Regions from separate parts of the Homo sapiens genome. Here regions 1, 2 and 4 are each linked to region 3. A link is an interaction called in ENCODE POLR2A ChIA-PET data of the cell type or tissue named here. Cell type or tissue: MCF 10A. All regions are shown on one strand. Each heading gives the region's core, and the rest is flanking DNA. Links, peaks and the distances in the headings are about the cores only.

What was found. Peaks named below come from ENCODE experiments on the same cell type or tissue, not always from the same donor. Only the 100,000 strongest peaks of a DNase experiment are listed, where the experiment ranks them.
Region 1: POLR2A ChIA-PET joins it to region 3 with 6 read pairs; 3 of 35 experiments call an interaction of 5 or more read pairs at or near these places.
Region 2: POLR2A ChIA-PET joins it to region 3 with 5 read pairs; 2 of 35 experiments call an interaction of 5 or more read pairs at or near these places.
Region 4: POLR2A ChIA-PET joins it to region 3 with 13 read pairs; 2 of 35 experiments call an interaction of 5 or more read pairs at or near these places.

What each region holds. Positions count from the first base shown.
Region 1 is chr7:17,685,788-17,694,021 of GRCh38, forward strand. No RefSeq gene overlaps it. Among named protein-coding and RNA genes, the nearest start is that of LINC02889, 130 kb to the left of the region's middle. In MCF 10A, for the core only: no CTCF peak of the experiment used is centred there; a DNase peak (open chromatin) is centred at 4,414.
Region 2 is chr7:17,486,614-17,494,847 of GRCh38, forward strand. The region is part of intron 1 of LINC02889 (long intergenic non-protein coding RNA 2889); the gene reads right to left. Among named protein-coding and RNA genes, the nearest start is that of LINC02889, 68 kb to the right of the region's middle. RefSeq lists a silencer at 5,963-6,122. In MCF 10A, for the core only: no CTCF peak of the experiment used is centred there; a DNase peak (open chromatin) is centred at 3,598.
Region 3 is chr7:17,596,111-17,604,344 of GRCh38, forward strand. No RefSeq gene overlaps it. Among named protein-coding and RNA genes, the nearest start is that of LINC02889, 41 kb to the left of the region's middle. RefSeq lists an enhancer at 2,748-3,249. In MCF 10A, for the core only: no CTCF peak of the experiment used is centred there; a DNase peak (open chromatin) is centred at 4,351.
Region 4 is chr7:17,648,441-17,656,674 of GRCh38, forward strand. No RefSeq gene overlaps it. Among named protein-coding and RNA genes, the nearest start is that of LINC02889, 94 kb to the left of the region's middle. In MCF 10A, for the core only: a CTCF peak has its summit at 3,612; a DNase peak (open chromatin) is centred at 3,621.

The sequences.
Region 1 (8,234 bases), core at 1,928-5,927, 90 kb after region 3:
CCGGAGTAACTTGACTATAGGTGTGTGCTACCATGCCCAGCTAATTTTTTGTATTTTTAGTAGAGACAGGGTCTTACCAGGTTGCCCAGGCTGGTCTTAAACTCTTGGACTCAAGTAATCCACCCCCCTCGGCCTCCCAGTTTGTTGAGATTACAGGAGTGAGCCACCACGCCTGGCCACTACTGTATTTTGAACTACAGGTCTCTAAATGTTCTCTAAAGATCCGTAAAGTGCCAAGAATTCTAAGCAGTTTCAGGTGTGAATTAACCGGCTGCTTTCTCCAACCCCTCTATGTCAGGGGCAGCCATAGATATTCATGGAACACATGGAGATTCTCCATCCACTACCATCTGGGTTACAAACAAAACACTCAAACTCAGAAGGATAACCTTGTTGCAAATGTGGTCACCCCAGCAATCTGAGAAGATGCTCACACTGACTAGTCCCCATAATTTTGATAAATTGAAATCATTATCCTGCAGCAACAAGAGAAAGCTACATCTTCTTCCTGTCCGTTGTACCCAGGCTCTGCTTGAGTGTAGTGCCATCCTGGGGACTTTACCCATCTCTAATAATATCTTAATACCTACTCAATCTGTTCACCAGCCTTTTTCAAAACTTTTTCAAATATCTTTTTCAGATATTCTATGCCCACTTATAGGTAGTTTAGTACTGTCTAAATGTTCAGATGTTGAATTGTGTCATCTGTATGCTACGCTGGATTTTAGAGACAGTTCCATGGCCTTGGGGAGTGTATCAGGAGAAAGCAGACTTTTAGCTGTAAATCACGCAATACCCCCCAAAATAGTGGCTTATGCAAAAGACAATAAGTTATCTCGTATAACCCACATCTGGAGGATAGCAGTGCCTGGCATTCACTCAACAGACTTCACTATGTTAGGACCAGCATGTAGGAGTCTCCTGTCCTCTTCTTGGTAGTCTGCAAAGTCAAATCTGACCTTGGAGAATTAATATTCTCTCTTATTCACTCAAAAAATATTGGTTGAACGCTACTATATTTCAGGCACTATGTATGCTAGGCTTTTCTGGGGAGTATAAATATATACACAGGCCTGCTTAGAAAGCCTTATATGACAGCAGAGAAAAACAGACATGGAGACCATAAGAACCATAAAGGAGGTATAGATACCATGTCATGGAGACATAGGAGATAGAATAATCACTGTATTCAGGAAGACTAGAAAAGGTTTCCAGGAAAGAGGCGATAATTGAGCTCGGTTCACAAGTATGAGAAGGATTGGGACATGGTGGCAGGAGATGGAGTACGCAGGCTGCTCCCAGCTGAATAAATTATGTGAGACAATGAACGTCACTAGAAAAGCATTAAGGACTTTGGGGGAAACAACTGCTGAGCCTCACACTTGTGCAAGTTGCCTGAAGACGAATAGGCATCCTCAAGACAGGAAGAAAAGGGAAAAGGGGGGCAAAGTCTCCCCTAAAAGTTCCCATCACCCTCCTACTTGTCTCATAGCCAAACACTGTGTCCCAGGGCCACCCCTAGCCAAAAGAGAGGTTTGAGAAAGTGACTCTTCAGTTCTTCCTGTCTCTACAATGAAGATGGACAAGGGAGAAAGGGGTGGGAGTGTGTGAGATTAGCAGCCAAGGATGTCTATCACAGCAAGTCACTTAATCTTTCTGGGTCCCTGATTTCTTCTCTGAAAATGGGAATAATGATGCCTTCCTAGCGGGCCTATTGTGAGGATTAAATGAAACATGAAACACCTATATGTGTCCCAGCATCTAGCATATAATAGGAGCTCAGTATGTTCGCCTTCCCTCCTAGTTTATGTTTCTCAGTCACATCTAGTTTTTGCTCTCAGTGATTATGGACCCAATGTGACATTTACAATTATGACAAGTTAATTGACAGGATAATTAATTTTGCTCTCATTAAATAGGGACTCTTTCTTTCTTTTTTTTTTTAACAAGAGAAAAAAAAGTTTTAATTATGAACGAATACGCATGCACGGGAGTTCACAGAGAAAACAATGTATCTCTAGGAGGTAGCCAGATGATTGAGGCTTATATACCATCTTAGGCTAAACAAAGGAAAAGGAGTTTGGGCCTTCTAGGGAGGGGGGGAGGTGGCAAGTTATGGGAGAGTGACCAAGAAAAGCATGGTCAACAAAGGTTATTTAGTAAGATTCGTTATGCAGGTTTACATCAGTACCTTCCCCATGGATAGAGTTGGTATAGTCCTCCTCTTCCTGGTCCTCCTCTCCTGGAGAAAGAGACAGGTTTACAAATAGAGATGTTCTTTATAAATGTAAATTTCCTTTACAGAAAGAACAATTTTCCCCATTTTTAAAGCTTTTCCTGCATCTGCTGGTTCTCAATGGCCTTTAGCTCAAAATAATCCATATGCTAAAGAGGCATACTTTGGTTGGCATATTCCAGGTCCCTTCAGCAGAATTTGAGTGTCCCCGATGATCCTTCCCATGAAAGCCAAGCTCTGCTTTGTATCTGTGGTGAGTCTTCCTGCCTTCCCCTAGTGATGGGAGATCCTAATGGTGATAGTGTAGGATTCTGGCCCAGGGCATTTTGTAACCCCCAGAGTAAAGAGTTTGCGTTTCCTCAGCAGCAATGAGTCTGTATCTGCCTTAGATGCTGCAAATGTTGCTGCCTCCTCTTCCGGCAGCTTAAGACTTTTGCTTTGGGTAAAGGATCAGGCAGAAAGGTGGGGCTTCCTGCTTCCCCCACTCCTACCTGCCACTCCCACCCCTGCAATGGTATCTAAACATGCCCTGTGGCCCTGCACTACCAAGAAGGCTCTCTCCAACCTCTTATCCCAATCTTTCTGGAAAAGACTCTTTTCTTCCTTACAGTAAGAGAATTGCCAAGGCTTTACTCTCCTTACCCCAGAGATTTTGTGTTGCAGGGCTAAATTCTGCATTGCCTGGTATCCAAAAATCAATGTCCAACCACCACCTTACCACATCTTCACTATTCTTTGATATTTATGCATAGGAAACTTAGCTCATTCAGGAGAATTATGCCAGATACTCTGAGAGGTAAACGGATAGAAGAATGGGATTAGAGTTGAAGATGTGGGCATATCAGAAGGAGATATACAATATTGATGGTTTCTGACGAGGTTGGCTGACCAATGCAAGAGGATTGCTTGAGGCCAGGAGTTTGAGACCACCCAGGAACAGAGGACAACGTAGTGTGATACCATCTCTAAAAAAAAATTTTTTTTTTTTATTAGCCAGGGTATAGTGGTGTGAGCCTGTAGTCCCAGCTATTCAGGAGGCTGAGGTGGGAAGATCGCTTGAGCCCAGGAGTCTTAAAAAAAAATGTTGACAGTTCCCTCTCAGGATCAGGAAGGGAGTGAAGCCTTTGCTAATCTCTGCAGTACAGCTTAGCAAGACATCTTACCTTGTCAAAGCCCATCTTCGAGCTTGGCCTAAAAGAAGTCAAGGTATTTGCCTTTAAAGAACCAAGTGGGCCAAGATAAATAAAATATCTATAGTAATTACTATAAACTCAAGCGGCCACAGGGCTTTCTTTAAATGCTCTGGACAATGAGTGGAGCTAGGGTCTTCATAGATCCTGGGGCCGAGGTAAAGAAAATAGAAATAGAAATTTCCACCCACCTTACAGAATGGGAACTTAGGTTAAATTTGATGTAAATAAATAAAAGAAACATGATATGCCTTACACCTTGTACTGAAGAATAAAATTAATGCCTCTTCAATTTATATGATACAATAGGAATGATAGGAGGCTCCTTCAGCACCTAGGACAGCCAAATACGAAGGTCATCCATCTGTGAAAGGAAAAATTCCCAACAAGACCTTCAGCACACACCAAATAGATTTAATTTATAGTTGACATTGGTTCACAGAACAGTCAAGGTCATTGGCACCTTAATTACAACACACTTGGCCCACACTCCTTACCCAGCAGGTAATAGCACTAACATGCATGATGAAACTCCTGTCCATCATCCAAATTCAAGATGATAAGTTTTGATTCGGTTACTGAGACTATTATCGTCTGTTTTATCTTGATGAAATAGTGACTACAAACACAGCTCCAGGCTAATTTGGAACAATGTCAACACCTAAAAAATTATCTCCTTGGAAGAAACGTGGGTAAATTAGAATAAACCTTTTATGCATTAGTAAGTATTAATGTACTTAAGGTGATTCTTGCTGGTGTGTGATTCCAAGATTTAAGCAGGAATATTTACATTCTTTAACACTCTTACTTTGCTCCATTGAAAGACTTTCCCTCAAGCTCCCACTCCTGTGTCCCCTGAGACTACTGTAAGTTTCTAGAGCTGATGAAACCACCTGTAGGGTAGAAAGACCAGAATAGGGCGTGTGGTTTAGCAAGTCTTTTCTAGAGTTATTCTTGGCCCTGAGCACCACTAGCATGGTGGGTGTTTCTGGCTGAATCTGTCTGGTTGTCCTCATGCTGCACACTCTGACGGGTGACCTGAGGCCATGAGTCAGCATTGTGGTAACATTCCTTCTCATTACACCAGCCATTCTGCTTGAGTAGTCCTCAGAAAAGGGAACCATTTTTTAGGTAGGAAAACAAGCTTCTCGTTGTGGTCTATAACCTCTTCTCTCCTCTGGGTTCAGGGCGGGAGAGTTACAATGCCCAGAGAAGGGCATGCCTCTTCCAGCCCCCTAATACATATAACCACATTTGATTCTCATCATAACCCTGCAATGTTGTTCCCAGCAAGATGGTCTGTCACAGAATCCTTGTATGTGTATGTCCTTGTAGGTCAAGGCTTCTTAGCTTTCTGCCATTTGACAATTCTCCCTTTGTATGGGGAACGAGTGAACTTGACATGACCTGAATACACAGAATCCCAAGGCTTGGACCATTCCAGTCCCAAGAGATAATTTATATAAAATAAATCAAAGGAGGAGTAGAAAGTATGTGATTGCTTCAGTCTTTGTTTTGTCCTGTGTTGTGATAGTTTTACCAAGCACATGGCTCAGAGGAGGACCAAATGAGAAAGTGAAGCATTTATAACAAGATACCATCACTGTAGATTAACCTGAGTACAAAGGAAGAAGGTGGACACCTTACCCTGGGGGGAAGCAGGAAACAGACCCTATACCTGGAGCTGGCCTGCGGATATCTCCATGTCTGCCTCCCAAGATTGTAGGGTTGACAGATTTACACTGTTTCAACATGTAAAACGAAGAGGTGAAAACTTCACCAGCAGAAGGCTGAGAAACCACTATGAGCAATGCCTGCTCTTAATTCATGTTACCTTAAGTATAAAATAAAAAGGACTTAGTTGAAAAAACTCCTACCAGATTCCTGTTTTATGAAATTCTGAATTTTTTTATGTCTTAATCAAAAAACCTAAATATTTTAGGGCATGGAAAGGAGAATAGATTCACCCTTGAGCACTAGCCTAAATTAGTTATGAATTATTATGTTTATTTTGCAGGTGAGAAAATTGAGGCTCAGAAAGTCTGGAACTTTCTCTTTCCTCACATCCCTTTCGACAGTAGGGCACACGTCAAAACTGGTCATTTGGGAACAGTATGTTTTGGTACAATTCTTCCTTTCTTTCATGGACAAGAGTAATATTAATTTGATCAAAATAAGGCAAATGGACTTTGGCTTTAATAGAATTTTTATATCAAATATTTCCAGATAACAATGAAGTTCTAATCTGCAAAAGCTGCAGGTGTTGTTAGAAGAACCATCCTTCTATGGGTGGGGTGCAGTGGATCACGCCTGTAGTCCCAGCACTTTGGGGGCCAAGGAGTTCAAGACCAACCTGGACAACATGGTGAAACCCCATCTCTACTAAAAATACAAAAATTAGCCAGGCATGGAGGCACATGCCTGTTAATCCCAGCTACTCAGGAGGCTGAGGTATGAAAACTGTTTGAACCTGGGAGGCAGAGATTGCAGTGGGCCGAGATGGTGCCACTGCACTCCAGCCCGGGTGAAAGAGCGAGACTCCATCTCAAAAGAAAGAATCATCGTCCTATGAATTGGAATCTTATAAAAATAGCGCATCAACCAAATTGGGACAGAATTATTATATATATACATACGAAGAGAAAAATGGGAGACTGCCATGTGGGTCAGTGCCCTCAGGAGTCCCCAGCCAGAATCCCTCCCCCAGCACCACATCCAACTCCTAACTGTCCACACCTTGGCCAAACTCTGGGCATATCTGGACACTGGGAACATGTCCCTTCCCTGCCCCCTACAAACCATCGGCCACATTTCCACAATATGGGCATGGTTCTGCCTGTCCCTGGCTGCTGGAGACATCCTGGTGTCAGAGCTCCTGTTGGCAGTGCACAGTGTTGACGGGGAGCCATGAGTGCTGATGTAGCTAACAGTGCTCACCAACTGGTATTGTGCAGGCCTCACCCTGCTAGGTTTGCCCTCTGAGGCACCCTGAGCAAGCCAGCTAACAGCCAAAGGTGCTGTTCCTGGGAGTCTCAGCCACCCAGTTTCTGAATGACCCCAAGGGTTAGAGAGATCCACAGTTTGAAGCACCACCACAATGCATTTGCAACACTGTGGTTGGTAGACTCCAGTGTAGGTATCACGGATAAGCAGAGGTTGTTTTACAATCAGTATTTCTGATTTCTAAAGCCATCTCTTTCCACTAGGCCCCAAAGCTACAGAGGGTGAAGGCTAAGATCAAAGGAGTGGTGTTCTTGGAAAAACCAGAAGCAGAACTCATAGCATCAACACAACTGACCACAAGAGCAACAGTGCAGCAGAAGAATGGCCTCCCACAATGTAAGTTATAAGGTGACAACCTGGAGATAGGTCTCATCCCTCTCATGCCTCAGAGTAGGGAGAAGATATCAAGCAGATTACACTAGGCCCCGCTGACATCTAGGACTTTCCTTTGCAGACTACTTCTATGCTCTCTGGCATCTATAGCTCCATGAACCTTATTCTGCTCATTTCATTTGTTTCTAATTCAGAGGTGGTCACTTTCAATTGCCCAGTCTTTTAAAGGTGGGGAATTTTTGGATGGACTGAGCAAAGCCTTGAAGCAAAAGCAAGGATCTTTCTGGTCCCAAATACAAGTGGGATTTGAAGGTACCTGTTGCTGAGTAACCTCCGCTGTTTCCTCTCTGCTCCCTCTCAAGAACAAATCCTCCACCAAAGTCGGCTTGGATCTCACAATGCTTCATCATGAAGACGTGAGCAATCTTTCAAACTGATCTCCTTCTGCAAAGTTGGGGTGCAAAAGTCTTCCAGCCCAGGAGGTCATTGAAACCTTTAGCCTAACTCTTCCCATATTCTCTTTTCAAGTTTGTTGTTGTAGCTGTTGCTGCTGTTTTGGTGTTATCACTACTGAAATATAGTTCATTTGCCATAAAAGTTTACTCTTTTAAGGTGTACAATTCAGCGATTTTTTTTTTAGTATATTCACTTGTGCAGCCATATCCACTAACTCGAGAACCTCTTCATTACCTGAGAGAAACCCTTTAACCATTAGTAATCACCTCAATTCCCTCCTTTTCCCAGCTGTGGCAACCAATAATCTATATTTTGTCTATGGATTTACCTTGTCTGGACATTTCATGTGAGTGGAATCATACAAAATGTGGCCTTTTATATCTGGCTGTTTTCACTTTTGTTTTCAACGTTCACCCCCATTGTAGCACGTGTCAGTACTTTATGCCTTTGATGGCTAAATAACATTCCACTGTATGAACATACCACATTGTGCTTATCCATCCATCCATGGATGACATTTAGATTGTTTCCACCTTTTAGATAAGATGAAAAATCCTGCTATGAACATTCATTTACAAGTTTTTATGTATTTGTAAAATTTTTCAAAAACATACTCAAAAACTTTTTTTTCAAATAGAAAGCTTTAGCTTTAATAACTATTGCCTCTGGGAATAATTTTGGTCTTATTGCCTGTCTTGTCAAGGCTGAACAATGATCCTTTATTACTCTTTTTTTTTTTTTTTTTTTGAGACGGAGTCTCGCTCTGGCACCCAGGCTGGAGTGCGGTGGTGCAATCTCGGCTCACTGCAAGCTCTGCCTCCCGGGTTCACGCCATTCTCCTGCCTCAGCCTCCCAAGTAGCTGGGACTACAGGCGCCCGCCACCACACCTGGCTAATTTTTTGTATTTTTAGTAGAGACAGGGTTTCACCGTGTTAGCCAGGATGGTCTCGATCTCCTGACCTGGTGATCCACCCGCCTCGGCCTCCCAAAGTGCTGGGATTACAGACTTGAGCCA
Region 2 (8,234 bases), core at 1,650-5,649, 110 kb before region 3:
GGCAAGAGGCTTTTGAGCAAGTATCAAAAAGAAGTACTTAAATTCTGAGCATGGAGCCATTTTGAAAGTTGGATATCCTTGTCAATTACCTAACATCTTCAAGTCTTCACGTCCTCAGCTACCTATGAAAATAATACCACCTAATGTTATATAGAGGCTGTGTGGATTAAATGAGAGAATAGGGCAATGAGCCTGCCAAAGAGAAGGCACTGCCATGTTCATGCCCTCCCCTTTCTATGCTGCAAGTCCATAGCAAATGCTCCTCAGTGGCTCTTACCGCTTTCAGGTCAAGGACTCTGGGAATTTTAGGGAATCTAAGGACCCACTATATAGAAAAAAAAGCAGACCCACTCACACAAAATGCAGCACATGATTTCAAGGGTTACACAAACCTCAGGGAGGATCTTCCATGGACTGCCTAGGCTTCCACAGATCAATGGTTAGGAAATCCTTGGTCAGTACAAAGTCCCCAGGGAGGAACAGTGAAAACAAGTGTGGAAAATCACAAGAACAAAGAGAGTGGGAGGTGAAGGATTGAAGGAAAAAAAAATAAGTAAAAGAAGATAAATGAAAAATGGAAGAAAGGAAAGATGTGGAAACTTGGTTCGGGAAGAGAGAATATGTAAGAATATGGACCCATTTGCAAGCCATTGTCCCTGTTGTGGCCTTAGAAACATTTGACAACAAAATGTACCCTAATCCTAAATATAATCAAATTCTAAAAGCCAAATTGACCTTCCAGATGTTGAGGGTGAATAATTAAAGTCAGTCCTTTCCCAGCCCCACATTCAGTGCATTATACTGATGAAGGTTTGCTTTTGTGCTTGGCTTCACTGCTTTAGAATTACAGAACCACCATTTCTGGAGGCTTCTTTGAACCACATTCACAAACAGATTAGCTTAATTATTTACTGCTTTCCTAACTCAGATGAAATGGTTCTGTTAAGGGAAAAAAAGTTACTCCCAGAAAAGACAAGACAATATCCAAGCCAAGTGAGAGCTCTCTGCTGGGTCTTTGCTGCCCTCTTTGTTGCCGTTTCAGCCCAGATTCAAAGGCACATTTCTGGCGTATCTGTTTTCCTGCTCTTCTCCCTTCCCTATTGTTAGCCTTCCCAAATAAAGGAAGAGGGCCTACTTCACCATGCACCCTCAGGGCTGGAGTCAGCAGACCCCAATATAGTGGCAGGTCTCCCGTCACTCTCACATGGCCTTGTTTCCTGCCTCTGGGCATAAGTAGAATTTTCTGTCAGTGAAACCACCAGAATGGGATTTTACCAGGGTTCATACTTCAACCCAGTGGTTCCCCACCAGAGACCATTTTGCCCCCAGAAGTCATTTGCAATGATTGGAAACATTTTTGGTTGTCATAACCAGTGAAGAAAGAGAAGATGGAATCTGGTAAGGAGGGGCCAGAGATGCTGTTAAACAATGCACAAGACAGCCCCCTAGCCCCCACCACAATAATAAATTAGCCCCAAATCTCAATAATGGCAAGGCTGAGAAACCTAACTCCAAAGTTAGAATATGGACATTTGAGAGAGATGTTTCCATCCGTAATTCTCTTGCCTCAACTCACACCACCACAGTATTTGTCTAATGTGTCTTTCTCTTTAGCTACACACTCAACTCTCTTATGAACCTCGAAACTTCATTTAAGTGGGTTCTCTAAAGAAAACAATATAGTATGCTTCCCTATTCTTATGAGTCTGGTGCCTAGGAAGAAAGATGACTGAAATAAACTCCAGGAAGGAATCCCCAGTGCCACTTAAGAACCAACTGAGTTCGAAAAGATACTTAATCTCTTTGAGCCTGAACATAATAAGACAGTGGATCTTGCAAGGGTGTTGGGATTAAACAATATCTATCTGTGTCTGATCCAGTGCTTGTTGAAATAGGTGCTCAATAAATGCTATTAATACTTAATATCAATCGACTCCAAAGTGTATTGTACATCATAATTAACCTGAGGATATTGTTAGAATTCACATGCTCAGGCCCCATCCCCAGAGGTTCTGATTTTCTATGCCAGGAATGTTTGTCTAGCATCTGCATTTTGTAGAAGACACCAGGTGGTTCTGATCTACCTAATCCATGGATCACATAGGACAAACGCTGTTGCCCAGGGGTTGGCACTGAACTTCCCCAAATATTCTGAAACAGACACACTGGTTCCTTAACCTCCAGAAAGGTGGCAACACTGGGACATTCTTTCTTGCCTCCCTTTTCTCTAGAATCTAAGTTTCAGGATAATTAATCTGATGAGTTATTTTTCCCAACATGATGCCCTCCTCTCTCTCTGTTAGCTACAGACTCATGGATGTTTTTATCTCTTATTCTGAAAAGAAAATTTGGCCAAATGAGCCAGCAGATAACAACTTGGGAAAGAGGAACTGATATATGCTGACTTACCCTTGGAGAGTATCACGGTGTCAAAAAAAAAAAAAAAAAAATCTGGCTTTAGTGTCAAACAGACTGGAGTTTCTATCTGAGCCCTGCCCTTTGCTTACCCTCTGAGCCTCAGCATTCTTAGGTGTAAAATGGCAATGCAAACACCTATTTCCTCCACTAGCAGGTGTTCTCAATTAACTGCTCTGCATGGGTTGGTCATTCTGGGATTAGTTCCTCTTGTATATGGCCAACAATACAAGTTACATATCCATTCTTCCTTTTTTGCTACCAGAATTCCAGCATTTAGTGAAGGGAGGGAGACAGCAATGTACCCAGTTTAAAAAAACAACATCCTTCATCCTTATTTGCAGCTAGGAATGGCCATATGACATAATTCTGACCAAGAAGACCCAAGATGAATTCAGCTGAGGGTTTCTAGGAAAGTAGTCTTTTCTGTCCCCTTCTTGTTGCTTTCTCCTTTTCTTCCTCCTCTTATTATTATTCCTCTTTCCACTATTGGAATGTGTGAGGCTAGGGGTGGCGTGGCCAAATTGCATCTGTGATGACGAAGGTCCATGCTAAGGATGATGGAACAAGAAGCCTGAGTCCTTGGTAGGGTCCGTAAAGCAGCTGTATCAGCCTTATACTGTCCACCCCTAGACTTGATGCTACTTGACAAAAATAAGCCTCTGTTTAAGCCACTGTTATTGGGTTTCGGAATACATACGACAAAACATAATCTCTAACCAAACTACTGCCCCTGGAACAGAAGTGCTTCATCCCAGCCAGAAGATCACTGGCACTGGCAACATCCAGCCTTTCTAGGTTAAGCCTCTTGTTTTTGTAGCTCTCCTCTTTGCTTGGACTTTTCTAACTTGGATCTGCCCCCTGGAATACTGTGCTGCAAACTGGTTTATTGGGTGATTTTTTTCTACCTGCTGTTTGCCCTAAAAATCTTTGCTCTATTTTTCTTTCTGAACTCACTTATCTTCCTGGTTCTGATGTCATTTTTCTGCCAGAACGAAATGGGTATGTCCCTATAAGGAAGGTCTTCAGAGCTGAGATTAGGGCATGCAGTGAATTGCAAAGGAGTAAAATTTAAGGAGGCACTCACTCGCAGGTCGCAAGTGAAGGGTTGGTGTGTTAAGAAGTTGAGTAAGTACCTACTTAAATTGCCTCACAAGCCTCATCCTATTTGCCCTAGACTGACTGTCCTTTCCCTCTACACCTGTCCAGGCTTGTCCCCACTACCGCCTTCAAGTTCAGTGCCTTTCCAACTGAAGTTTTTTACTACTATCTTTTTGTGAAATCTCTATGATGGATACAGTGTTTATTTAATGTTATGCAATAGAATTGAAAATACCAGAAAGCATCCGACATAGAATACATATCATTACTTTTGTTTCAGCTATACAGATAAGTATGAGGTGTACAAGTGCATTACTAGGTAAAATGTAATACTCTAAATTATAGTTCAATAATTTTTTTCAATTCTTTTTCCTGGCCTATCCTCCGCCTCCATCCAGGTGTCTCACCTTCTACTCACCATACAAGCTATCTACTAAATTTCACCTGAAAACTTAGCTTACATAAGCTTATATAACATTTAGCATATATTAGCTACAATGAGCTTATGTATGTGCTGCTATGTAATGTCCCCAGCCCCCCAAAGTCTAATGTTGTTCAAAATTATGGATTCCTTCATAAAGGTATGGACCAATGTATCACGAGTACTTAACAGCTTATCTTTACTGTTTATATTATAAAAGATTGTTCACCTTCTTATGACAATTAATATTTCCACATGTATTCCTTTGAAGAAGTGGACTTGATAATTTTAGAGTTTTGCTATCACAGTGTAGGTCAAGCCTGTATTTTTATGTTAGGAGCTTTTGGGAACATCAACCTAGATTTTCAAAATTTTCTCTCTGAAAGAGCCACACCTCAAATCTTCTAACGCTTGAGGTTTCTCAGCTCTGCTAGAAAACATAAAAGGTATCTGAAATTCTTAGAAGGACTCAAAGTAACAGGAACCTTGATTTCTACCGTTTAGATTGGCGCTAAAATCTTCACAAGGGCTTATTAGGGCTTACGTTATCTATTCCATTTGAGAAGCTAAGCATCACACAAAGCCAATAAAAAACCTAGGAGACATCTACTGTAATTCTATGTAACGTATGAAACAAATGAAATGTATTATCTGAAGGATACAGACCTTAAGACTACAACCAAGATGAGGAAGAAAAAGTGTATGTAATTGAAAATGCAGCAAATATATCAGAGTTACCCAAATAGCTGATAGAAGGTAAAGTACATCATTGCAAGATGTGGCCTAATTGAGCTAATTTATCACTTTTGCACCTTGGCATACCAAAGGCAATTATGTCCACACAAGTACCAAGGACAAGAAGATGCAAAAATTAAGAGAACATTTTTAAAATTTGGATTTCTGATGCTCGAAGCCCTAATTAAAGTGTTGTCCACTCCCTAAGTAACAAATGCTTGCTGTACCTGGCATATTTTAGGCTCTCAGTGAATGTGTGTAGAAGCAATGAATAAATATTTGAACAAGGATATGTAAATTCAGATACATTTCTCCTTTATTTTTTAAATTTTAGAGACAGGGTGGTCTTGCTATGTTGCCCAGGCTGGTCTTGAACTCCTGGCCTCAAGCAATCCTCCCACTTCAGCCTTTCAAAGTGCTGGGATTATAGGGGTGAGTTACCGCACCTGGCCCAGATACATGTTTGATCCTTCATATATAGCAAGCTACCAACAACAATTTCTGGATTTAAAAATCTAAAAGTATTCATAAGAGTATCTTTTCCATTCATTTGCAATCATATTGGAATTCAGGAGAGTCAGGTTCATATATTTTTTATTCATTTATATTATTCCATTAAAATGCTATCGGTAACTAATTGCTCTGTAGAAAGTAATTGCATTTGAAGCCATTTGTAAAATAAGTCTTTCATCTTTCAAGCAACAATTTGTTTTGCCAAGAATAAAACTCTTAAACACAAACACATTACAAATGGACTTTAATTATGTTCCAAATGTGATTTCTTTGCTTATGTTATTTCTATGTTCTGCATTTGTATGTAACTTGTACTTTACGTTGTTTCTCTTCTTTGTTCTCATGTTAGAGAATTTGAAAATGTGGATGATACAAAAATCATTATCATAGTGTTCAGTGGCCTGGTACACCTACGACCCCCAAATTTAATTCAACATTTATCCAGCATGTACTAATTGCTCTGCACGCACATTAATTGGGAACCTATGGTATTCTAGATGCTTCACGACATAAATTTATTAGATGCCTCCTATTGGCCAAGGTTCAGAGCTGAACTACATGCTGTTCCTACCCACACAAGGTTCACACTAATTAATCTACCATCATATATAACATGTGAAACAAAATGATTGGCTATTTTACTGCTGTTTCCCAGCTTCCAGTTGAATATTTAGACAGTTCATCTTGAGAAGCTTGTTCCATTTGTCCCCAAGCTGGATGGTTGGCATTGTGTTCAAAATGTTCTTGGGCTAAGATCATGCAAGCCCTAACAAGAAATGAGTTTTCCAGAATCGTCAACATGAAACGGCAAGTAATTCTGTGCTCACTTTTAGCGTGTGAAACCTCAAATGTCATTTTTCTAGTTCTCTGGGTTTCTGTCTGCCACTGTGTAAATAAAGGGGTTGGCAAGGTGATACTGACTACTCCTCCAGTTCGCATTCTATAGTTCTATTTAGACAGCTCATTTGATCACTGGACATTTCTATGTAAGAATCTATGAAACAAGCTTGCTGGAACCAACCTCTTAAAAAGTCCCTGCTCTACAAAAGATTATCATGTCCACCCACAGACAACAGGAATTCTTTTCTGGTCATCAAAGAATGTATTCTCCTTGTTTACAGCAGTGCATGTCATCTCTGGTAACAATGATGCTATAAAGGTTTCCAAAGATTTGCAGCAAAGTGTGACAATTTGTGCAAGGACTATGCAAAAGGCTTAAGTTCTATATGCATATAGGGTTATTTCCATCTCTATTTATTGATACACATGCACGTCTATATGTATTTATGCCCATATGTGCATAGCATGTAATGAGTTATATATGCATAGTGCCAGGACTATGCTCATTTTCACATATAATTCTCACAACAAACCCCAAAGTGTTTGTCCAGTTTTCCAAAACAAAAAACTGAGGTTGGCTTATAGATTGAACATAATTTGCCTAAACTTAACAGTGAGAAAGTGACGGAGCTATAAAGTCAAGTTTATCCAACTCTGAAGGAAGGACACTAAAAATTTACATTCATATAAATATAAGGATTTCACATGACATAAGTTGTTAGAAACTGGACTGGTAGAAGATTGAGAATTGTTTCAGTAAGAAATATGCAAATCCTGTAGGCATTAATTTGCTCCTGAAAGTCTACCATCCTTATGCTCATAGAGAAGCCATCTATACAGTAAGGCAAGACTAACCAGAACTGGAATACAATCATTAAGAAGCAACATATAAATATTGCTAAGCTTACCCCTTACTAGCAAGGATGTCATAACATAACCACAACAATGTAATGGAAAGTTAACATCTAGGAAAGCATTAGCAACAGCTTAAAACACATAAAACAATTATGATGGTTGCCTCACTTCCGTACTTTCTTTAGTACAATTTATGGCAATTCACATTCCACATGTTCTAACACCAGTACACAAAATAATGGCGAAATCTAGGTTTGTGAAACAGCATATATACATTGCTTCTTTGTTATTTCCAATATACTTATATAACCAAAATTAGTAAATTACTTTAAATAATTATGTCCAGTTAACTTCATACTGTTGGTATCCCCAAAGCATCTTGAGAGATGCAAACAATGCTATTAAATTAACAAGGAGCAGGTTTGCATTTCGCTATGTAATATTTTAGTGCTAACATAGGATTTCCTTAGTACCCTGCTACAGGAATTATACCTATTTATTCTGGGGCCAGAGAATTTGATGTATATTTAATGTTAGCCTAAGAAACATAAAATATAGTCCATACGATATCTAATGTGTTTAGTTTTCTATGCATTTGTATGGGTTATTCATAGAGATTTACCTGGAGATAAACATTGTATTAAAACATATGAAAACTTTAAGTTAAATGTTTTGCTTTCCAAGTTACTGAACTGGTTTCCAAAGGACTTTGCCATTCAGAAGGATGAAATATATAAAACACATACATAACCCTTTTAATATGAAGTCTAATCAGAAGGGTGGTAGTATATTTGTTTCTATAAGTAAAAAATTGTGGTCCCCACTGATAGGGACAGGAGAGAGGGAAATACTGAGTAGACGAATGCTACCAGGAAAGACCCCAGCCTTAAGCCTGGAAACCCACAGTCCTAAATGAGAACAGGCATTCTTGTTTTCACGCCCAAAAAGTTGCCTTCTGGCCTACTACACCCTTGATCTTGTACCCATATAAACCCCGAACCCCAAGCTCCAGAGGCAGATGAGCAGATGAATGGCAGAGCGGCATGGCAGAGAAGGAGAGTAGAGAAGAAGCATATGAACACCGAGAGGAGTTTGGCTGGGGACCGTCAGAGAGGAGATCGGCCACTGGACAACCAAACTCCAGGGTAAGATCATCTTCCCACTCCATTCCCCTTCCAGCTCCTCATCTATCCCACTGAGAGCCACCTCCACCGCTCAATAAAACCCCTGCATTCATCCTTCAAATCTGTGTATGACCTGATCCTTCCTGGACGCTGGACAAGAAGCTGGGTACCAAGGGGAGTCCACTAAATTGCTTAACACTTAAGCCGTCTGTGGACTGCAGAGCTAAAAG
Region 3 (8,234 bases), core at 2,072-6,071:
TATATGCCAAGAATTTTGATGCCTTCTTACCCTGCCTTTTCCCAGATTATATGAGCCAGTAAATCCGTCATGTGCCTAGCCTATCCATTCACACTAGATAAGGAAGAGATTTATAGAGAAAAAAAAGAATATCACAAGTGTCAAATTAGTATCCACTTTCCAGTTCCAAAGTAACTAAAGATTCCGTCTATGTTAAGTTAGAACCATTCATATTGATTGTGTGTTGCCTTACATACATATTGTTCTTCTTCATCTTTACATCCACAGAGAAGAGTCATAAAATGATACAGTTAAACAACTGGAAAATTCCTTAGTTGTCATCTACTTTGGCCATGCAGAAGAAAATAGAGAGATTTAAAAGAGAAATCCTGGGTAAAATATTTTACAAGGAAGAAATAGAAAGAAAAGGTGATTACATCAGATAAAACTGGACCTACTTATAGAAATGTGAGCCAAGGCCGGGCACGGTGGCTCATGCTTGTAATCCCAGCACTTTGGGAGGCCGAGGTGGGCAGATCATGAGGTCAGGAGATCGAGACCATCCTGGCTAACATGGTGAAACCCCGTCTCTACTAAAAATACAAAAAATTAGCCAGGCGTGGTGGTGGGTGCCTGTAGTCCCAGCTACTCGGGAGGCTGAGGCAGGAGAATGGCGTGAACCCAGGAGGTGGAGCTTGCAGTGAGCCAAGATCACACCACTGAACTGCAGCCTGGGCGACTGCAGCCTGAGCGACAGAGCAAGACTCCATCTCAAAAAAGAAAGAAAAGAAAGAAAGAAAGAAAGAAAGAAAGAAAGAAGAAATGTGAGCCTAGAGAACTGGGAAGTTCCACATTTGCAAATCAGCCACCCAAATTAAAGGGCACAATTAAGACCAACAGAGCTAACAATCAAATACCAAGTAATATGCCAAGTACTTCACAGGTATGAACTCATTTAGTCTTTAAAATAACCTTATAAGATAGGTTCCAAAATTATTTCATTTTACAGATAAAAAATGTGGCTTTGAGAAATATGACTTCAAAATCTACACTCTTAAATTCTGTCATGTCTACCCATAGATACTGTGGTACAGCACTAAATTCAGTTCTGAGATCCTGATGTCAAAAAAAAAATGCAGAAAACAATGATTATGTTAGCATTTTGATTTTCCAACAAATTAAATGGGACCTTCAAAAGAGAAAAATTTTGAGACCAAGATTCAGAAAGAATAAATCATGCCTGGCCTTATGTTACAAATAGTGGATGTATTAACAGGCAGAAAAGAGTTTTCAACATTTTTTTCATAATCTGTTTCTTGTATAATCCTCCAATTAAAGCTGAGGACACAGTGGTGACCTGGAACCCAGCGGGTTTTCCACAAGTGAAGAAGGCACAGAGGCAGAAGAATAAATAGGTCCTCCAGCAGAGGGTCCTTTGTTTGCAAAAGAAATTTTCCTCATCTGGCTCAGTTTAACTTAGGAAGCAAGCCTAACAGGAGAGAACAGAGATCATGAAACTGATTAAAGCTTCTCTTGTGCTGCTTCATGTTCAGGATGAGATAAATGAGATAAATGAGAATAAAATCTGCAATAAAACAACCCGTTGAGGTAGCAATATACCAATTAAACTAAAACTCTTCTCTTGAATTGGGTTCAGCTGCATCTGTGGTAATTCTTATTCTCCTTTCTTCCCTGCGCCACTGCAGGGCACAGAGTTCCCCCTGCACCATGTCCACACACTGCTTTTCTGCATTCTGCTTATGTTGCTATAATCCAGATAGTTATTCATTCACAAATATTTATTGAGTCTCCATTACATGGGGTCCCCAAAGCTAATGGAAGAGTTAGCCTTCAACAACTACCTACATCTGCTCATACCATCCCCTCTTCTCGTTACTATGAAAAAATGTTCTATCAAAGCCCAATCACCCAAGTTTGTATTCTGAATTTTTTTGTCCTCCTGTTTCTCAGAAACCTTCCTCATCCACTATCTCATCTCTGTCATGATCGTCAAGCTTTTCTTTTCTATAGGATCATGCCCTATAACATACAAACATCACTTTCATAAAATTCCTGTCTTTACCATCATCTTCTTAAAGTTACCCATCTAAGTGTCAACTCCCAGCTCCACCCAAGCTTTTTAAAGAGGTATCTACACATCCTTTCTTTGCTTTTTTATCATACAGTCTTTAATCTAAATTACTCTTGATCATGGTTATTTCCCAAAGATGGCCCAAAACAATTATGCTGGTTCTTGTATAAGCAGACTGCTCCTCAATTCAAACAGTAAAGTTTATTACCTCTGCCCTTGACTCGGGTCTGAACCTGTGACTATTTTGGTCAATAAAATACATTGGAAGGGCTGCTATATACCTTGACCTGGCAGCTTCTGCTTTTCTTGGAGTGCTCCAGGAAGCAGCACTCTATCTCAGAAACTAGCCACCATGCTCTGAGAACCCACGCTACATGGAGTGACCATGCATAGGTGCTCACCCATCTCAGGGCCTATGTGTCATCTATTTACTCTTCCAAAGAGACTCGTCTGTTTTCCTGCTCTACATCTCAGTAGTTCCACTCATCCTTCAAATCTGAAATTAAATATTATTTTGTAAGAGATGGCTTGATTTGAAATACTCCAACTCAAATCAAGTACCAGTATTGTAATTTGTCATCAAACATTATATTTCTAATCCATAGTATTTATCAAAATTTGTAATGGATATTGTATTTGTATTTTATATCTGTCTCCCCTAACAAACATAATCTTCATGTTTATGTTGTTCACCATCATGATAGGCAGCTTTTCACATGGCTCCCAGTGATCCACAAATCCTGGTATTCATACTCTTGTATCATACTCTCCATTTGAGCATGGGCTGGACCTAGTGACTCACCTGAAATAAATATGTCAAAAGTGATGGAATATCATTTCCATAATTAGGTTGTAAAAGACTGTGAGTTGTGTCTTGCTAGCTGACTCTATTAGCTTCTCAAGTTGCATGCTTTGACAAAGCAAGCTGCCAAGTTGAAAGGATGCAAATGGCAAATAATTGAGGGCAATCACTGCCCAACAGCCATCAACAAAGTAAATCCTGCCAACAATTATGTATGTGAGTTTGGAGGCAGATTTTTCCTCAGTTAAGCCCAGTGGACCCCTTAATTTTAACCTGTGAAATAGTGGTCCCAAGTAAGCCATGCTCAGATTTATGGCCCATGGATACTATGAGATAGTAAAGAAGTGATGTTTTAAGCCACTAAGTTTTAGGGTAATTTGGTAGGCAGCAATATAATCATTGTGTCTCCAATACAAAAAAAAAATAAATTTTATTGTCATGTTTAGAGCTATTCTAAGCACTTCATATGTATTTATTCATTTAATCATGACAACAACCTCAGGAGATAAACACAATTATTTTCCTATTTACATATGAGGAAAGTGAAGCAGAAAGGTTAACTGCCAAAGTTCACTCAGCTAAGTAAGGATTAGAGTGAGTGCTCAGATTAGATATTTTAATACATAATCATTAATTCATTCATTTAGCAAATGAACGAATAAATGAATAACCCTATTGCTCTGAAAAGCAAGAGAATAAATATTTCAGGGACTACTAAAACACTTTTAGCACTTAAAAAAATTCAGTGAAATTAATCAATGCCCATGTAATGGACTCTCAGTGTGTGTTAGTACTTTGTGGCCCTGTTGTTGGCATAAAATAGCTGCTCCCTTAATCCAATATGCACTGTAAATATTACGTGTACTTTATGCTATCTACAGGTCGGTTTAGGAAATCACGCAGAAGAATCTGGTCATTAGCCAGGATGTATGGCACGAGATTTATGGCTGAGACAGGTGAATCTGACCATTTTATTCGACATAAATTACCAGCTTCAGCTGTAAGCAAACCACTTATCTATGTTGAATAGCTAATGGACAGTTTATAGGATATCTTCTTGTTTCCCATTCTGTGCTGTGCTATGTAATGCCAGCACCTTCACACCAGCAAGTTGGATCATGTGGTTCATATCGGATGACTTCCTTGCTATGATTTAGGTGTGGTTTCCAAATAATATAGTTCCAGAATATGGCTTGACTCCAAAGACTGAGACCAGCCTGATCACACATCTTTACCATATCCCTTATTAGAAGCAAAAATGAACCCTCAACAGTGATCATTTCAAAAGTTTGATTTGAATAAAAGAGAAATGGGTGGGACTAAATTCTTCAACACTAATCCTATTTTACCTCCCGGGATTCTGTGGGTGTTTGGGCAGTAATGTAATAACAAATATGCTGATATGTGTCTGAAAAGAATGTTACATGACCATGAGTCATTATGCCCATTGCTTCAAGGCTGTTTAGGTAGCTGGCAGGAAGTAGTATGTGTCTCCAGAGCATAAAATTGGCCGCAAAGTAGGTAGGGCCTATGAAAATACTGATGTAATGTAAACATTGTATTTCTAAACTATTTACAAGGTCATCCCTACCCTACATGAGAGGTCAGCTCTACCACTAAGAGGTCCCACATGGACTTCTACAATATTCTTTGGGTTTTGGCACTTTTGCAGCACAGCTCACTTCTGAAGTGTGTGGGAAAGGCCGAATAAAGTCATCAAAAGAACCCTTGATTTAGAGTTCATCTGTGGGATTTTCATTCAAGTCAGTTCACTTGGCTATAGTTTACTCAAAAATGAAAATAATCTTAGACCACCTTTTTTTTTAGGATTAGCCTCCTTTCCACAGCTTGATAGAATTCCCAGTGATGATAAACTATCTCTTTCTGATATCTCTCAGGGGCAATTTCACTCTGAGAGACAACATTAGCATATCACCCCATGGTCACCTAAACTTGCCCAGAGATTTTTCAATATCTACACCTCTCTTCTAATTTACATCCTAGTAACTTCAAACTGTGTGGAAAATAAAAAGTAGCATCTCCTCTCCAAAAGTTTGGGGACCGCTACCCTTAATAAGAAAGCATATAGGGAAGGAATGGCAATCACTTATGTATAAATCAGTTAACCTGATTATCCACCTTCTACAACACTCCTAAGACAATGTGTTTATTCTTACTTATAGTGAGACTGCTTTAAATTAAGAAAGGGGCCCTGCAGTAGCAGTTAATATTTATTAAACATTAATTTAATCCTCACAATAACCTGGAAGTAACGGATTTTACAAATGGGGGTTCTCAAATACAAAGAAGTAACTTTCCGAAGATCACGTGGCTCACATTGATAGAGTGATTGAACCACCTTAAACCAGAGACTTAGCCACACCTGAATCTAACTCAAGGAAACATCTCATTCTTCAGCATGACAGGCCAGGTCAGGATTGAGAGGCTAAAGTTTAAATCAGGTCCTCAGCTTCCTTTCTTAGCATGTTTTTCCCACCTCAGCCATCCAGTCCTTTCCCACACTCCAATAAGTCTGTTTTCCAGAAAACACAAGTTACCAGTCAGGATATGTTAAGATAAATCATTGCTTTGCCTCCCCTGAGGATATTTGCATTTAAAACACCTTGCTCTATTTTTCAACCTAAAAGTTTCTCAGCAAGTTGCCATTAAAGAAATTTTAGACATCTATCAGCAAATGTGGAGGAAAGAATGGGCCAGAAATGTGTAATTAAGGCAGAATTTTCCTTCATGCTTCAGAAAGCACACCACATGGAGCTACCAATCCGCTCATAATTTCTTGTCCAGAGATTCCTACCTTGCTGCTAAATGAGGAATAGAAATTGCATCCAAGTCTGTTAAAGTCAGCTTTCGTCCTTTGGGGTTTTTTCCCCAAGTTGGTGGATGGGGGGCTTTTAGCATTCCTCAGCCACTTGGAAATAGAAAGACAGTGCACACATATCAACTTTGTGAACTTTAATTCAGGAAGGAAAAAGGAAATCTACCAGAAACATGAAGGACACTACCTCCTGAGGAGGAGAATATAGGCAAATGGCCCCTATATAGGTACAGCTGATAAAATTGACTGAAGCCCTAGTATGTGAGAGAGGCAGAGAGCCTCCCTCTATGACTCACCTTTCCCCTAAGGATCTGAGCAACCCAGGCCAGGGAGAGCATTTTGTTTCTCCTAAGCTCTGGAGCTAAAATGGGGAGAAGCTTGGACATACTGTGAGAGAAAGACATTGGGAAAAGCTGTAGACATTTTCCCAGGCCAGAACCAAGAGGAGAATGTCATTTTTATTCTGAGTGCATACAAAATCAGCCATTCTTCGGTAACACAGCATCATGGCTGCACAGGCATTTTACTCTTGGGCCAGAGATTGCAGCACCTGCTCTGAAGCAGGGTAGGGGCCTCCACAGCTAGGACTGTGGAAAGTACCTCAGGAGTAGATCCTGGAATTGTGCTCTCCCCCATCACAGGTGTGGAGTGGGAGGAGAGCTGCTACCACTGCAGTTTTTTGGGGTGATGAGATTTGCAGCCAGGGCCACCTTGGTAACCTGAAACTGGTCTGAGTGTGCCATTGCTGTGTGCACCAGCCTGCTCCACTGAGATCATGGTGAAGCAGGGCCCTCTCCACTCTACTCCCAGGCAGATCTCCAGGCATTTAGACCATTTCCTCACCTGGATCAGCAGCCTGAGATGGCCTAACATTGGGGCCCTCTCCACTCCACGCGCAGGCACAACTCCAGGCATTCAGAGCACTTCCTCACCTGGGCCAGCAGCCTAAGTTGCCCAACCTTTCCTGCACAGAGATCCTGGTCCAGGAGGGCCGTCTCCACTCCATGACCAGGCAGATATCTAGGCATTTGGAGTGCCTATTCACCTGGAGCAGTGGCCTGACCCACCCCACCCTTCCTGTGTAGAAATTCTGTTATAGGGAGACCTTCTGTGCTTCAAACCCAGGCAGATCTGAAGGCATTCAGAGCACCTGCTTGCCTGGTTCAGAAGCCTGAGCTGCCCCACCTGCCTGCACAAAGATCTTGGTGTAGGTGGTGGTGGAGGGCTTTCTTCTCTATGCCCAGGCAGATCTTGAGGCATCTGGAGCACTCACTCTCCTGGATTAGTTGAGGCTGCCTGCTTCTCTATGCAGAGAACTTGGGAATGAGGAGATTTCCCAACGCTACACCTACACACACCTCTGGGCACTTAGTCACCACCCACTGGATTCTTCCTCAGAGCTGGTGCTTGTGCCTGCCATTGGGGGACCCATAGATGGATACGCCTGGTCTGGCTCTGACCATCTTGGCCCCCTTTCTCCTGCAGCTGAGCAGAGAGCTCAAACCACTGTGTACTCCATGAATCAACCCATTTCCTGAGGCAACAGAGAGTTTCTTCCAGTAAACAAGGATCAAGTATATACCCAGCATGTTGGCCACAATCTGGCTGTTAGAAGCATGATATCCTGGCTTATAGGTTGAACTGCACAGCCCAACATAAATCCTGCTAACAAAAGTACATAGGATATAGAAACAAAGCCAAAAGACTCTACACAGCATTTTCTACAGTTACACCCTCTATGGAGGAGGAGAAAGGGAAAGGGAAATAAAAAAAAATTACAGGGAAGGAAAAAGAGAAGAATCCTACCTGCATGAAATAATTATAAAAATTAGAAGTTCCAGTATCTCCAGATAAGAAGGAACTAGTGCAAGAATTCTGATACCATGAGAAATCTGAATATACTTATGCCACCAAAGAATCACACTAGCTCTCCAGAAATGGTCACTAACCAAAATGAAAACTCAGAAATGACAGATAAAGAATTCAAAGCATGGATTACAAGGAAGAGTAATGAGATCCAAGACAAGGTTGAAAATCAACACAAAGAAACTTCTAAAGCAATCCAGGAAATGAATGAAGAGATAAACATTTTTAAAAGAATCAATCTGAGCTCTGGGATTGAAAAACTCACTTTCAACCAGGTATTGCGATACACACGTATAGTCCCAGTTATTTTGGAGGCTGAGGCAGGAGGATCACTTGAGTCCAGGAGTTCAAGGCTGCATTGAGCTATGATTGTGCCACTGAACTCCAGCCTGGGAGGCAGAGTGAGACCCCATCTCTAAAACAAAAAGAAGAGAAAAGAAGGGAAAAGAAAAGAAAATCTTACTTAAGGAATTTTAAAATACAATTGAAAGCTTTATCAATAAACTGGACAAAGCAGAAGAAAGAATTTCAGAGCATGAAGATCAGTCTTTCAAGCTGACAGATAAAAATAAAGAAAAAAGAATTTTAAGAAAAGAACTGTTAGAGAAATACAGGATTATGTAAACCAACCAAACCTATGACTTATTGACATTCCTGAG
Region 4 (8,234 bases), core at 1,459-5,458, 52 kb after region 3:
ACTTCAGCCATAAGAGCCAGCACCCCAAATCTGTGCTGTTCAGATCTGTCCACCTTTCAATTTCATTTTCATGTTTAAGGACATGAAGCAACACAATATTGAATCTAATAAAGTGTGAAGGCTGTGCTTTGCGGCAAGGCAGGAGTTATTCCCACAAAACTGACATAGGGTCAAAAAGCATAAAGAGTTGGTATATATTCTATAATTCCCCATCTTTTTCCTCATAAATGGAGGTTATTTTGAGGCATGGCTCTACAAGAGCAAAGGCTATGTCCAGCTCTGTTCAGTGCTATTTTCCCAGTGCCTGCTGGTGAATGTTTATAGAACTGCTTTCCTACTTGTAAGCTATTTTACAACCTTGACACCTGATATATCCACATCTTAAAGCAGATCTTTCCACATCTTTTCTGACTCTCATTGTTCCCTATTCTGCTCCACCCCAGATCCCAGATTCCAGGAGTCCACCTCAGCTAGTCTGAGTCTCCCTTACATTGCTCTGGCGGCAGAGAGAGTCCTCTGATTTTTACAGAGGCCATCTGCTGCCTTGGACCAAAGACCTCTGCTCACTTGAGTCCTCTGGCATCAAGACTCTGGGAGTGAGAGAAGGGAGAGTAGAAACAACTGGAGCCATCAGATGGAAGGTAAAGCATGTAAAGGAGCATCTAAGGAAATATTTGCCCACAAGGCAGTTTTTGAAATGGATGTTGAAAGATACTAGGGGCATGATTGGAGGAAACCAGGAAAATTTCAAAATCTTTGTCTTTTAATGTCACTCTGTTTGTATAAAAGCATTTAAAACCGCAAACATTACACATATTGGGATAAAAGGACTATTTAGGCAGCTTTACAGTTAATTATACTGATTTGTCTTACCTGCTTATTCCCAATACCCAAATACGTGAATGTCTGTCTGCTTGCTACACAAGCAATAAACTATACTGACTGTATGCTCATATTAAGTTTCAACCAGGAACATAACCAAATATCTTGCTAATGCTGATTCTGAATGTTTTTGCTGACCATTTAAACAATAAACCAGTTTGACCAAAGAAGTTATTATGCAGTTGCAGAGATAGATATTTTATGCCCTCTTCTGCAGGATAATTTTTTCTTAAGCAGAAAATGTATAAATAATCTGCAAATAAAATAATTTTCATTTAGACTACTTCCATACATGTTTGCCAAATCTATCCTGCTCCAATCCCCCAGCACTACTAGACCAAGTCTCATCTCTTTAGTCTGCATTACTGCCACAGCCCTGCCTCTGAACTTCTGCCTACCCTACCAAGAGAAAATGTTTTCACTGGCCGGGCACGGTGGCTCAAGCCTGTAATCCCAGCACTTTGGGAGGCTGAGGCCGGTGGATCATGACGTCAGGAGATCGAGACCATCCTGGCTAACAAGGTGAAACCCCCTCTCTACTAAAAATACAAAAAAATAATTAGCCTGGCATGGTGGCAGGCGCCTGTAGTCCCAGCTGCCCAGGAGGCTGAGGCAGGAGAATGGGATGAACCCGGGAGGCGGAGTTTGCAGTGAGCCGAAATCACGCCACTGCACTCCAGCCTGGGCGACAGAGCAAGACTCCATCTCAAAAAAAAAAAAAAAAAAGAAAATGTTTTCACTTTACTCCTGTAAATTGATACAACAAAAATGCTGTAATGGCTTCTGATTTCTTTCAACTTCAAGCCACTTCCAAGACCCCAGTCCACTTTGTACATTTTATATTCCATTATTTCCCACTATATATGGAAAACACATTGTCTTCCAGGTTTAGAAATCTCTTTTTAGGTCAATTAATATCAATATTCCCTTTAAGCTACTCAGATCTTGCCTTAAAAGAACTGCCTGGTCAGTAAGTCTCAACTCAATGCCACTAGAGCTTCCTCATACAAGTTATTCCCAGCAGCATTCCAGAAATCCATATTTGGAGCTCTAAGACACATTGTCTTACTAGCACAGAATTCTAGTTCCCATCTTAATCACTTCATTCATTTTGTCCTTTTCACCCGGAACGGTATGCCCCCCTACTTCACTCCCTATTCAGGTTCTAAGGAAATATTTGCCTTAAAGATTCACCTTAAGCTGTATCTGAAAGCTTTTATATACTTCAAGTGGTAAAGAGTTCTGCCCCCTCTTGTAATGGTCATATGACCATTACCAAATATCTGTTGATCAAACACAAAGCCTAAATCATAGAATAGTGAAATGAATAGTTTTAATCATCTTAATCAAATTAACGTGATTTCTCTATAGCTTCAATTAGTATCCAATGCCAGTCAATCAATATTCCTCCCCATTAGTATAACTCAGAGATTCTCAAAATTAGCTGCTTTTCAAAATCAACGATGAAGCTTATAGAAGAATGGATATCTGGACCCCTCCCTAAGACTGTGATTCAGGAATTCTGGAAAAAAATAATCTAGTTTCAAGTAGCTCCACAGGTGTTTCTGATATCCACCCGGGGCCAGGTCATAGTAGTTCCAGCTGAGTGCTTAGTAATTGACCCACAAGTGTGTCAGGCCATGAGGAGTCAAAGAAGCCATACTAACAACAAGAGATTTAGGGTGATCTGCAGATTAAACCACAAAGCAAAAAGTTTTCCTTTACATGCCAAATTCCGCAGCCCCTGCAGATCCAATAATTCATAATAATTTCTTTGTAGATACAGTTACAAACTGACAACTGGAGCCAGGGGTTCCCAGTTGTGACAGCACCCAGAATAATCTGGAAGCAAACATAGGTACACTGACCCACTGAACTGGAAACTCTGGGAATGGGAACTGGAGATCTACATTTTTCAAATCTCCAGGTGATTGCTTAAAGCAGAAAGGATTGGAAATCTCTTTTTAGGTCATTCCAAATTAGTACCTATATTCCCTCTAAGCTACTCAGATATTGTCTTTAAAGAACTGCCTGGTCAGTAAGTCTCAACCCAATTCCACTAGAGCTTCCTCATATGAGATCTTCCCAACAGCATTCCAGAAATCCACATTTGGAGCTCTAAGACATAAGGAAATGATAAAGGATTCCTATGAAAGAAGACAAAAACTTGGTTTGCGTTAGCTGATACTCTCATCTTTCCAATGGTCATCACAATAATTGCTTAACTAAGTCAGTGTTATGGCACGAGTGTTTGTATATTGTTCTAAAATCTTTCCATTGGCTGTGACTCTAGTGTATTAACCATTCTTCTTGCCTAGAGATAACCTAATATCTTTGCCATACAGAAGATGAAAAGCAGCTGAAACCTTTAGGCTTCTTTGTGTAAATATATTAGCTGGGGATTCATATCATGAACTATCCACTCTTTAAATACCCTTGGAAACTGTTTTGTCTCAATTGCAAAAATCACTATTATGAAGCATCACTTTTTATTATAACACAGTAGATAGTTTAATGTACAGCAACCAAGAAAAAAAAGGAATATGTTTGCCAGTTGGTATTTTGCCCTTATTATATAAAATTGGAAATGGAAAAGGCAGCCTTGATGAAAACACTGAAATTCCAGTAAGTAGGATTAGTCATACTTTTTGTGTTCCAGGGTTAGATTTCAAACGGCAAGTAAAAATTCCCTGAGCTACCAGTGGAGGCAAACACTCTCAAATTAAAATAAAAAGGACTACACATATTTACAAGAGCCAAAGCTAGAATGAGTAACGTTTGACATTTGGAAGGCTGGAATTGCAGCAAACAGCTCTCTCCCCGAGGAGAAACTTCTCACCAAATAGTTGGCTCATTGTGGTATCTAGCTTTCTTTGAAACAGCAAGCCTAAAATCTTCAGGGAGAAGGCAAATTAATGAAAACCACTTTGGCTTAACGCCTCACAGGCTGGGAACTGTTGTAATCAAGTCAAAAAGCACAGGCCAACTGAGTTTTAAATTATACACTGGTGGGAGAAACTGGAAAGACATCAATGATAACAGATTGTTTACAGGCCTGGGGCCCCTCTTGTAGCCTCACTCACTCAGTGAGTGTCTTGGGGCTTTTCACTTCCACCATTAATAAGATCTCTTTGCTTGGGAGGTAACACTTGGACATCCTTTGTTTTGTACATTAGGATAGCAGCCATATTAACAGCAGCAACATTTTTTCAACATAAACATAACAGCAAATAGGTAATAGGATGAGTCAAGGATCAAAACATGTGCACTGTCGGCCAGACACAGTAGCTCATGCCTGTAATCCCAGCACTTTGGGAGGCTGAGGTGAGCCGATCACGAGATCAGGATATCGAGACCATCCTGGCCAACATGGTGAAACTTCGTCTCTACTAAAAGTACAAAAATTAGCTGGACGTGGTGGTGGGCTCCTATAGTCCCAGCTACTCAGGAGGCTGAGGCAGGAGAATCGCTTGAACCCAGGAGGCAGAGGTTGCATTGCAGTGAGCTGAGATCGCGCCACTGTACTGCAGCCGGGCAACAGAGCGAGACTCCATCTAAAAAAAAAAAAGTGCACTGTCACCCACATAATTCACAGGGACAAAGAGACAGAGAGGCAGAGGGAGAAATAGGGCAGACTTTCAGAAGTCCTAAACATGAACTAAAATACTAAGGTTTATACATATTCTTTATATCTCATAATCTTTCAGAGTATGTAATCTTACTTTGATTATGTAACCATAATCTTTCAGAGCAGTGGAGTATAAAATAACTGTTGCAGATTATTAACTTTCTTTAAATGCCAATGGCAAAAGTTAGCGTTTACGAGTTTTTCTTCCAAACCATCTATGCACCTCAAATAATCTCTTTGGAAGCCATAACATCTCTTTACAGCTCACGTAGGAAATTCAACTTCTCCTAAACCCCTCCCATTCAGATGAGCGCTGGGTAAAAGCTCCTAGGAGGCCTTTGGCTAGGTCAGCTGCCTTGCCCTATTCTGCTCAGCTGGGTGGTGTTTGTGTCTTTCCACAAAATGGATAAAGACAAGAACCGATTGCCCACCCTATCTAACAGTCTCACAGCTTCAAGGAGTTTCCTGATGGCCCACTGCTCCTAACATGTTTCTCCTACCAAGTCAGTCTATGACAGTAGTTCAGCAAAGACCCTTTTATTACTTTATTGTGGCTGCTGTAACAAAGTATCACAAAATGGGTGGCTTAGACAACAGAAATTCATTGTATCACAGCGCTGTGGAGGCTAGAAGTCAGAGATAAGGCATTGGCGGAGTTAGTTCCTTCTGAGGGCTGTGAGAGAAGGATCTGTTGCAGTCCTCTCTCCCTGGCTTGGAGACAGTCATCTTCTCCTGGTGTCTCTTCACATTGCCTTTCCTCTATGCATATCTCTTTGTTCAAATTTCCCCCTGTTGATCAGACACCAGTCGTGACGGATTAGGGCCAGTCCTAATGACCCCATTTTAATTTGATTACCTCTGTAAAGACTTTGCCTTGAAATAAGGTCACATTTTGAAGGACTAGGGGTTAGGATTTCCATATATAAACTTCAGGGGTACCAAATTCAGGCCATAACAACCATCTATTCATTCTTATATGGTGAACACTGCTGACAACATTAAGGTCAATTTGCACTCTGAGAAGCAAGGATGCCAAACCCACTGGGCCATGTGTCAGCTCATGAATAGTTTGCAAGAAGCTACTATAATTCTCACAAACTAGTATCCTGTGATGCTAAGTGAAATTCATTACAATCAGGTCACCTATAAAACACTTTTCTTCTAAATGTATGTGTGGTTTACTGTACGATAATATGAAAGAGTCAAACTAAAACCACACCTGGTAATAATCTGTGAATACAGCAACTTTGGCTTTTTCTTCAATCATCCTCTGCCGAGGTATTTATCCAGTTTCATTCTCCATTTCATGCATTTAACAATGAGACAATAATATAGCCTTATCCACCCTGTATCATAGGTCATCAAATCCTCTGTCTTTCCTAGCCACCACAACCACAAATTCAACAACCAATAATATGCCTATGTCCTTAGTAACACTGTTTTCCTTAAAAAGAATTCCACCACCATCCTGCTAAAAGATCCCCAACCCAGTTCACAAAGGTTGTGTCACTGTGCTTCATCACCCTGATGACAATAAGGTTGAAATCTCCTCTTATAAACCCCTTGTCTTGAGGCATAACTCAATTGATCCTATGAGGAACAGGGATATACTCTTTGAATAGACTGTAAACCCAATCACAGAAAGTGTCTTCCTCTCCAAAGAAACTAGTTTGACCTAAAAACCCAAAGCCCACATAGATAGACCTACCATGTTCTGTTAGAAAAATAAATTCAACGGAAGTGTTCTAAGATTGCCAGATGCACAGGATAAGACATCACTTAAAAAACAAAGGATCCATCATTGCCTGAGATCTCACTTTAAAGGTAGAATTGCCTTTACTTGAGTCTGCTTTCCTTAGCTAATCCAAAGTAGCCAAGGTATAAAATTGAACCATATAAATCATATGTGTTAAAATCATCAATAACTGTCAACTTCATGTGGCTCAGCCTAATTCCATGCTTCATTCATTAATTCAATTCTTTCAAAAATCCTTTATTAAGTGCTTTCCATTCCTAGGTCTCTATCCTCGGTGTGCATAAATCTACATAAGTAGAGTTTTCAACACAGTTAAGGAAAAAACCACTTCTGGCTATGAGATCTGAAGTTATCCTTCCTCTGTAAACAACTAAGAAGCAGAACAAAATACAGGAAATAACTATTTTCAGACATTGGACAACAGGCAACAGAGAACTGTGATCCCAGACAGAAAGGAAATAGAGTGCTATGACTGCCCAGGTTCTTTGCCTAAAGGCAATTTCTGAACTGCTGAGCAAGGAGGGGAAACCCAAACTGCAATCTCACTGAGTGGAGGAAACAAAGATGAGATTCAGGAGGATTTAGGTGGCTTTAATTTACATGCCAGAATACCCGAAAAAACTGGAGCTGATACAGAGAAAGAGTTCTAGAAATCAGCATAGAAGAACTCTAGAATCTATGTCTGATTATCAATATGCACTTGTAGAGTGTGAAACACCCTAAGGTACGGCAAATAATGACTTCTGAGGAAAGAAAATGTACTGAGGAGTTATAAGCCAAACAATTCTTAGAGCTCATAAAAGGCCAGGAATAGTTTGAGTTTCCACCAGTGAGAATACAAAGTCCTCATGGGATACATGTAGCAGCCAATGAAGACCACAGAAGGGCCAACCTAAAAAGTGAGTTTAAATTACCTCTAGTATAAAGACGACTCCAGCTATGCCCTTAAAATCTCTTTTTAAAAGATTCAAACAGATAAATCTTGTCTGCCACATGCTCCAAATGAAAACAACTAGATATAAGAAGAAGCAGAAAAATATGGACCAAAACCAAAAAAAAAAATTAGTCAATAGAAACATAGATGAAAAATATATCTGAGATGAAAATATCACTAGATGGAATCAATAGCAGATTAGAAGCTTCAGGAGAAAAGATTCGTGAATTCAAAGACAGCAGTAGAAATTAGGCAAAATGAAGCATAGAGAAAAATTACTAAAAAAAAATTTACAGAGCTCAGCGATCTGTGAAAGAACATTAAGAACTTTAACACAAGTAAAACTGGAGTTCCAAAAGGAGAAAGAAGTGAATAGAAACAAATTTTTAAGAAATAATGGTTGAAAATATTCCATAATTGAAAACTGTAAATGCACAAAGAGGCTCAGCAAACCTCAACCAAGAAAAATACAAAAACGTAAAAAAAACACACACACAAAACACTACAGAACAATATAACCACATTGCTTAAAGGCAGTAAAAAGAGAAAATCTTTAAAAAACAGCCTGAGGAAAGAAAACACATTAAATACAGAGAAACGAAGATAAAAATACCACAGATCTTTCTTACTTCAGAAACTATGCAACCTCTGTTTTCACTTATTTGTGGGATCTAAGAGTAAAAACAATTGAATTCAGAAGAATGGTTACCAGAGGCTGGGAAGGGTAGTTGGGGGAAGAGGGGAAGGTAGGGGATGGTTAATGGGTACAAAAAACGGTAAGAATGAGTAAGACCTAGTATTTGATATCACAACAGGGTGACTATACTCAATAATAATTTAAATTGTACACTTAAAAATAACTAAAAGTATATGACTGGATTGTTTGTAACACAAAGGATAAATGCTAGAGGGGACGGATACTCCATTTTCCATGATGTGATCATTACATATTGCATGCCTGTATCAAAACATCTCATGTATCCCATAAATATGCATACCTACTATGAACCCATAAAAATTAAAAATTTAAAAAA